Linked DNA regions of Homo sapiens: region 2 is linked to region 1. A link is a loop called in an ENCODE intact Hi-C map of the cell type or tissue named here. Cell type or tissue: Caco-2. All regions are shown on one strand. Each heading gives the region's core, and the rest is flanking DNA. Links, peaks and the distances in the headings are about the cores only. Region 1 has its middle 83 kb from the start of CENPF. Region 2 has its middle 190 kb from the start of CENPF.

What was found. Hi-C counts contacts between places; a loop is a spot of excess contacts. Peaks named below come from ENCODE experiments on the same cell type or tissue, not always from the same donor. Only the 100,000 strongest peaks of a DNase experiment are listed, where the experiment ranks them.
Region 2: it touches region 1 in a loop (7-fold over the local background); 1 of 110 quality-filtered maps calls a loop at or near these places.

Annotation. Positions count from the first base shown.
Region 1 is chr1:214,684,109-214,688,513 of GRCh38, forward strand. No RefSeq gene overlaps it. Among named protein-coding and RNA genes, the nearest start is that of CENPF, 83 kb to the left of the region's middle. RefSeq lists an enhancer at 1-126. In Caco-2, for the core only: no CTCF peak of the experiment used is centred there; a DNase peak (open chromatin) is centred at 2,673.
Region 2 is chr1:214,790,461-214,794,865 of GRCh38, forward strand. No RefSeq gene overlaps it. Among named protein-coding and RNA genes, the nearest start is that of CENPF, 190 kb to the left of the region's middle. In Caco-2, for the core only: no CTCF peak of the experiment used is centred there; a DNase peak (open chromatin) is centred at 1,731.

The DNA of each region.
Region 1 (4,405 bases), core at 259-4,258:
ACAGCTGAGTTACAGAAAGGAGAAAATGCAACGTTTATTAAGTGTCTTCTATGTGATACAAGAGCTGGGGGCTTTCTTGACAGTAATTCTGTGAAGTAATGGTTTGATCTCTATTTTGCAGATGATGGAACTGAAGCTCTTTGAGTTAATTAACTGAAAGCCATCCCTCTAGTCAAGGACAGACATGTTCCTTAATTCGGGCCTGTGCTTCTTTAAATCCCGCATTCTGCCCACTATATCATACTTGTGCATGTTGACAGGGAAAATAATTGGCTTTAACAATTTTTGAACGTTCTTCGAGTCAGAAAATTATTTGGAATACTGAAGAAAAGAAAAAACATGGGCATTGTGTTAGAGATCCACAATCTAATGGCCCACCCATTTTTCTAAATAAATTTCACTTTTTTGGAACAGTTTTAGACTTACAGAAAAATTGAGAAACTGGAACAAAGAATTCCCACATACCCTACGGCACAGCCAGTTTCGCCTATTGTTAACATCTTATATTAGCATGACACATTTGTTAAAGTTAATGAGCTACTCTTGATACATTTTTATTAACTAAAATCCATAGTTTTCCCAGATTTCCTTGGATTTTTACCTAACATCCCTTTTCTGCTCCGGCATCCCATCCAGGACACCATGTTACATTTAGTCATGATCGCTTCTTAGGCTCCTCTTGGCAGTGACAGTTTCTCAGACTTTCCTTGTTTTTGATGACTTTGACAGTTTGACAGTTTTGAGGATTGTTGGTCAGGCATTTTGTAGGACATCTCTTTACTGAAATTTACCTGATTTTTTTTTTCATGATTTGAATGGGTTAATAGATTTCTGGGAAGAAGATCACAGAGGTAAAGTGACATTTTCATCCCATGATACCAAGGGCACATACTATCAACATGACTCATGACTGTTGATATTGACATTGATCACCTGGCTAAGGTAGTGCTTGTTAGGTTTCTCCATTGTAAAGCTGCTTCCCCGGCCCCTTTCCGTAGCTTGCTCTTTGGAAGGAAGTCAGTATGTGCAGCCCACACTTAAGGAGTGGAGAATTTTGTTCTTGCTCCTCCAGGGTGAGGTATCTAAATAAATTATTTGGAATTCTTCCGCATGGGAGACTTTTCTCTCTCATTTATTAATGCGTTCAATTATTTATTTATATTATTGTGGAACGATGGGTATTTCTTTCATCCTTTAGATTTTAATCCAGTACCATTTTATTTTTTGCTTACATGATTCCAGCTTTGGACACTGGGAGCTCTTTCAGTTGGTCCCCGTGTCTCTTTAACAAACCCTTTATCCATGCCTTTTTTTTTCTTTGAGCACTTCCTTATTTTCTGGAACTTGTTTCTTGTTCCAGGCTCATCTTGTATATTTTCTGTACCTCTTATTGTAATTCTATAGTTTCATATATATATATATATACACACATACATATATATATACACATACACACACATATATATAAATAACAACAGAAAAAAAGAATTTGTGCTTTAGGAAAAGCATCATGATGTGGAATCTCCTCACCCGCTAGTTCTACTTTTAGAAACAGTTTAGTAAGTCAACTGCTCTTTAGGAGTTTCAGAGATGGAAAGAGTGACAGACTTTTAACTGTGCAGTGTCTGACTGACAACACTGAGTTTTTTCTTTGCCTATGGACATATTTTTTAATACTCATAAGAAGAAAAAAACATCGGCTTGCAGCTCTTTTGATTTCCTCTGAGGGTTCCCCCTCTCTTCCTCCTTCATTGGCTGAAGAAGCACAGATGAATGTGAATGCTTATTAAATAATCACTTGTTACAAATAGCTGATTAGGATTTGGGCTATGTCAACAATTGTTGCTTGCCAGGCTTTTGGCAGAGTTCTGATCACGTTAGGTTTTAGATAATCAATTTATTCTAATACAAACCATATTGGACGGTGGAGCTTTTATGCCTTTTTATTTCCTTTAAACAGCCTTCGGAAGCAAATGCTTATTATTTTGAAATGCAGCCAAATTCTGGTCACCACAGGAGTCCACTGTTAAGATGAAGCTCCTAACACATTAGATATTTTCTTGGCTTAGGCAGAAACACTTAAAACATTGGACAGAAAACTGATGTTTTTGATTTCCCTTCCTATCTTCAGATTATTGGAGTTTCATTAGAAAACTGATAGTAACCTTTTATTTGATGAAACTCTGTCTATAATTAAACCTTCCTCTTCCTGCTTTATTTTGCCTACAGTTTAGGTAAATAAAAGATGCCCAAGAATTCAGTATTCAAGTACAGTAAAAAGTAGCAACCATGGGGTAGGGACAAGTCCAGAAAAAGGGAGGAGGTGGGGGGGTTTTCTGGGAAGATGTCAAATAAAAATTGACAACCAGAATGCAGTGAATTAGAAGGGTGATTGTGCTGAGACGCTGAGCACTGAGCGTAGAAGTTGTTTAGGGCCCTCCATGGGACGGAGGTCTATAACAAAACCATGTTCTAAAGGTCACTTAAGGATAATGTCAACAAGACAAATATTTTGAGATTTATGGGGTAGTAGAAGAACGACAGGACTTCAGATAAGCACCTGTGGATAAGGGTCAGAGGCATCTAAAGTTTAAGCAAAGATGACAAACTGAAATACCTGCAAGGAGTAGAGGTGACTTACATGCAGAGATACTATTGATAACATCTAACAGCTGATGAGGCACCAACACTTCCCAATCAGAAACCGGGCCAATGGGTTCCCTGTGCCACTAGAATTTCTTCTTTATCTGCTGAATGTTAGGAGAGTCTGGAGGGTGCTCAGAGGTTGGGTCTGGAACAGTTGGCAAAGCAGAGGTACATTTGGAGAGATACATTTAGGTAAACAAAAGATACCCAAGAATTCAGTATTCAAATACAGTAAAAAGTGGCAATCATGGGGTAGGGAAAAGTCCAGAGAAAGGGAGGAGGCGGTGTTTCATTGTAGTACAATGCTGAATTACTGTATTAGTAGGGTTCTCTAGAGGGACAGAACTAATAGGATAGATGTATAATATATATGAAGCGGAATTTATTAAGGAATATTGACTCATACGATCACAAGGAGAAGTCCCACAATAGGCCATCTGCAAGATGAGGAGCAAGAAAGCCAGTCTGAGTCCCAAAACCTCAAAAGTAAGGAGGCTGACAATGCACCCTTCAGTCTGTGGCCGAACACCGGAGAGTCCCTTGCAAACCACTGGTGTAAGCCCAAGAGTCCAAAAGTTAAAGAACTTGGAGCCTGATGTTCGAGGGCAGAAAGCATTCAGCACGGGAGAAAGATGAAGACTGGAAGACTCAGCAAGTGGGCTTCTCTCACCTTCTGTCTGCTTTATTTTAGCAGTGCTGGAATTGATTAGGTGAGTCTGCCTCTTCCAGTCCACTGACTCAAATGTTAATCTCCTTTGGCAACACCCTCACAGACATATCCAGGAACAATACTTCGCATCCTTCGATCCAATCAAGTTGACACTTAATATGAACCGTCACATTTACCAACCATCTAAATTATTTCAATGTTTTAACAGCCTGTTTGGCTAAATAGATGTGTGCTAGAGAGCTATCACTTTCCACGTGGGTAAAGTGGGCTCTATGAGGAGACTATAGAGTGTGGTGCGGACTGTAGTAAGCTTGAGCAGCCTGCGCAGCCTGCACCCCTGAGTGCATTGGAACGGAGTCCAGTGGATTTGTATGTGCATTGGAAATATCCTTTTTTAAAATGACTCTTTTACCCTGTGCAGATGAAACAAAACACATATGCAGGATGGTCATGGGCATTTATCGTTACATGAGACTTCATACCCAGATTTCTATCTTAATAGCTAATGAATTTTAACACCAATGCTTCAAGTAAGAAACCTCAGGGTTTATTTTAACCTTTTCATTCATTTCTCTATTTCTTCATTTATTTATCCAACACTACTGAAGACTACTTCTTTTTCCTTACATTTCACATCATTTATTTTCTAATACCTTTATTGTTAGGCTATGCATCTCCATCTCCCAATTAACTCTCAGAACAGTACCTAGCCTTACTTTCCTGCACTTTGACATCATACAGTGATGCTTATTATTTTGCTTATTATTCTCAAAATTCATTTTTTTGTATTTCCATTTAATAATTATTGGACAACTTCCATGCACAAGGCACCATGCTAGGTGCTGGTATAAAAAAAATTATAAGACAGCTTCTTATAGCCATCGAGGAGCTTGCTGTCTAACTTGACTCAACTATCCATCGACAAAGTCTTATTGAGGTTCTGGCTGCCATCGTCTTATTTAATCCTTAGAGATGCTGATTGAATGGTCTTCTCTCTCTCTCTCTGTTTACCCTCTTTCCTCATGCTACCATAGTGATTTCCTCAGCATCTCATATCAGGGGTGTATTAATCAGGGTTCTCCAGAGAAA
Region 2 (4,405 bases), core at 90-4,089, 110 kb after region 1:
ACCCCACCCCCTACAGGGCCTAGGGTGTGTTTTTCCCCTCCCTGTGTCCATGTGTGCTCATTGTTTAGCTCCCACTTATAAGTGAGAACATGTGGTGTTCGGTTTTCTGTTCCTGCGTTAGTTTGCTGAGGATAATGGCTTCCAGCTTCATCCATGGCAAGACATAAGTTTCTAAACAGGGCTTTCCTCTAGAACCCAATGGGCCTCATCTAGAGGGGTTTGTTATGGTCTTGGTGCAATATGCTGATCTGCTTGAGACTCTTTGACTTCTCTGCACCTTTGGGTCATAAAGTTGATGGCAGAACTCCTGGCTCTACTGGTGGGCTCTGCTGTCTACCCAGTCAGAGAAGGTTTTCTTGCTGTTGGGCTTACTAAAGGTTAGGGGCTGTCAGGCCACTTGGTAAATGTGCCAGAGCATCCCTCAAACCTGACTTATTTTGCTTTCCACATTCAAAGAAATCGAGAATGTATTGTGTCTATTTTATTGGTGGAGGGAAAAACTTGTTCTTTACTTCAGAGGAATATCCAATACACCTGAAGCCACTGGAACTGTGACTTTTCTTCTTCACTGAGTTACCAGGCCTCTTTATTCTCATGGGATCTATCCCAAATTCTCTGGCATGCATTTCTCTTTTTCTAAGGCATCTAGAGTATGGCTACTTCCTGCTTTCCAGGTCCTGCCAGCATGAGATGATATCATTGAGGTAGTGAACCAGTATGAATGTAAGGTGGTCAATGTCAATGAATGTAAGGTGGTCAATAGTTGTGACATAGAGCAGAGAATTGATCTATGTAATTCTGGGGCAAGATTGTTAAGGTTTGCTGCTGTCTTGCCAAATGCCAGAAATTTACTTGCATTGTCTATATATCGGGATGCCAAAGAAGAACCTCCCAGATTAAGAACTGAATCCCAGGTGCCAGACCTAAATTGCTTTGCTCCTATAATGAAGACAACCTATAAAACAGGTGCCCTTGTTTGTAACCACTCAACTTTCTGTTTCTAAGACCTATCTATCTTCTGCACTGGCCAAAATGAAAGAGTTAAGTAGGTGATATGTCTGTTTACCATCGTTTATCTTTTAAATTTTTGATGATGATGTTAATCTCTGCAATTTCCCCCAGAGGAGTGTTTGGTTTTTAGTTTTTAAAGTCTTGAATTTACTGTTTTGGTAAGAAGGAGGAAGAACAGACTTCTACTTGGCCTTTTCTTCCATCTTCTCTTGTATCGCCTTGGGCTAGTGAGCCAATGCAGAGAGCCAGCCTTCTAATTCCTCAGGATACCCAATTCAACTATCGGTTCATGGTTGGGAGAAACAACTTCAGACTGTGTTAGGAAATTTACTGGAGTTACCATGTGTGAGCTCCATTTATTGTTTGCCCCATCAGATGTCTGTCTACCTGGTTTGAAACATTTTTCATTAAAAAATCAAATAGAGTCTCAGTAACCTGCGCGTATATTCTGTCCTAAAGACTTCCTGGTCCCTGCCAAAAAACTGAACCATTTTGATTTCTTGCCTTGGCTGTTATAAAAGCAACCCTACTTTGCTGCTGGAGATTAAGGCCTTTGCCAGAATCCTTCAGATCCAATTGAAATCAGAAAGCCCGTTTCAATACAGTATTGTGCAATAGAATACCTTGCTTATGCAGATCAGCCACTAAAGAACTTTTTGTACATATTGGCACTGCCCTGAAAGGATGTAGTGCAGAGAGTATCCTCTGGAGCACTTTGGGGCACATGGTCTGGGAGTGAGTGGGGATGGTCACATCATAAACATACTTCAGTCTTCTTATCTACTAAAGTCTCCAGAATCCATTCACTACATTACACTGAAGAATTTCTGGTATTTCATCTTTGCTTAGTGTAATCCAACACAGAGCCAAGATTTCTGTGAACCAGCAAGGACACTCTTAAAATCACTCTCAGCTATTTGAGAGGGACATCAAATCCAGAATTTATGCGAAGAGTTTCCTTAATGATCAATTTAGGCCTGATCTAAAGCAATATTTTAATACTTTAAAATACATTCTTGTATATATTCTATAGAGTTTTCTCAACATAGTAAGCGGTAACATTCTACAATGTTTTCAGTATGTAATCATTTGCTCTTGGGTTTGGCTTTTTTGTTGGCCCCTTGGGGCATGTTTGAATCTGACTGTAGTATTGGACTGGTGACAATGAGAGGTGTGTGTGTTTGTGCGTGTGCACTTCCATGCATATGTGCCTGACTGTACCCACATGTGTGCTAGGGATGGAACGTAATGAAAATTAGCTTCATCTTTATAGGTAACTCTCCAAGGCAAGGAAGCTATTTAAAAAATATATCCCCCATATGACTATCCACTTTGGGTTTGCAGATTGATATGTAAACTGCAGAGATAAAAAATAATGACCATTCAGAAAATGTTGCCAAATGGTTGAGGGCTGATTTCCCAAGGGATTCATTACCATAAAATCACTTTTCCAGACTAAGGGAGATTTCCCTGGATCAAAGGGGTTAGATTTGACTGGGTTAGAATCAGTCTTTTACCTTCTAAATCAAAATCAAGACCCACGTAATTCCACTGAGACCTTGCTTTGAATCTGATAGTCCTTATGATCAAAGATTTCCTTCTGCTTTGTATAGCCTTGGGTTTTTTTCCTTCGTTAAAGCATCTGATCTTCCCAAAGATCCGATGTATTTGTTTATCACAGATAATAGCGTATTAGACTTAAACAAGAACTTGATTTTCTATATGCTCTTGAGCGTACAGCCATATAACTGCAAATTTGAATTGACATGGAATTTAGTGAGCTTGTTTAAAAGTAGAATCAGAAGCTCTTGTATGTCATTTATTACGGTGCTTATTTTACATAAAAAATCAATTTGAACTGTATGAGTATAATAAATCTGACATATTTCTGTAGTAAAAAATATAACAGATGATTAAAAAATTCAGACACGAACACATCCTATAAATGTTTGACGAAATATAATTTATTTTGCCCAAATACCCATTTGTATGGAAATCTGTGGACATTTGCAAAAGAACCCACTTCTTTTGGCTCCTGCTGAGCTTCTGATGATGCCAAGTCATTTCTCTTACCCATGACCTTGGGCTGATACTACTTGGAAGAATGTTATTTACTTAAGAAAGAAAGAACAATATTAGCCACTTGAATTCAAAATTCTTCTATATTAAATTTTTCTTGTTTTTATGAAGACATCGTTAAAACAACTATAAAACACTGTGAAAAGAATGTTTCACCTCCAATTTTAACTCCTTGACAGAGTAGCTATTTTTATTTTCTCTTGTGTTTCTTTCATTTTTCAAACAATCAGGATATGCTTATGGCTTCTTGGGGAGCCCAAATTTCTTAGGCATTTACTAGGCTTTTCATCTGTTTGATTTCTTTTTAAAAATAGATTCATGGGGTACACAAGCAGGTTTGTTACATGAGTATATTGCGTAATGCTGAGGTTTGGGTTTCTAGTGAATGCATCACCAACTAGTGAAAGTAGTACCCCATTGATAGTTTTTTAGCCCTTGCTCCTCCCTGCCTTCCTCTCCTCTTTTGGAGTCTCCAGTGTGTATTATTTCCGTCTTTATGCCCATGTGTACTCATTGTTTAGCTCCCACTTATAAGTGAGAACATGTGGTATTTGATTACCTGTTTCTGAGTTACTTGATTTAGGATAATGACATCCAATTGTATCCACATTGTAGTGAAGGACATGATTTCATTCTTTTTATGTCTGTGTAGTATTCCATGGTGTCTATATACCCCATTTTCTTTATTCAGTCCACCATTATCAACACTTAAGTTGATTCTTTGACTTTGCCATTGTGAATAGCACTGTGATAAACATACAATTGCAGGGGTGTTTTTGATAAAGTGATTACTTTTCCTTCGGATAGATACCTAGTCATGAGATTGCTGGGTCAAATGATACTTCTGTTTTTAGTTATTTGAGAAATCTCCATGTCATTTTCCACAGGGGTTGAACTAATTTACATAGTCACTAACAGTGTATAAGCATTCCCTGTTCTCCAAATCCTCACCAATATCTGTTATTTTTTGATTTTTTAAAATAATAATCATTCTGGATGGTATGAGATGGTAACTCATTGTGGTTTAAATTTGCATTTCTCTGACCGTTAGTGACATTTAGCATGTTTTTCATGCATTTGTTGACCACTTGTGTGTCTTTTCTTTTTATCTCCACTGCTTGAATTAGCAGTGTGTGTCTTCTTTTGAGAAGTGTCTGTTCATATCCTTTGCCCACTTTTTAATGGAGTTACTTGTTTTTATCTTGTTGATTTATTCTAGTTCCTTATAGATTCTGGATATTAGACCTCTGCCAGATGCATAACTTGCAAATATTTTCTCCCATACTGTAGGTTGTCCATTTACTCTGTTGATTGT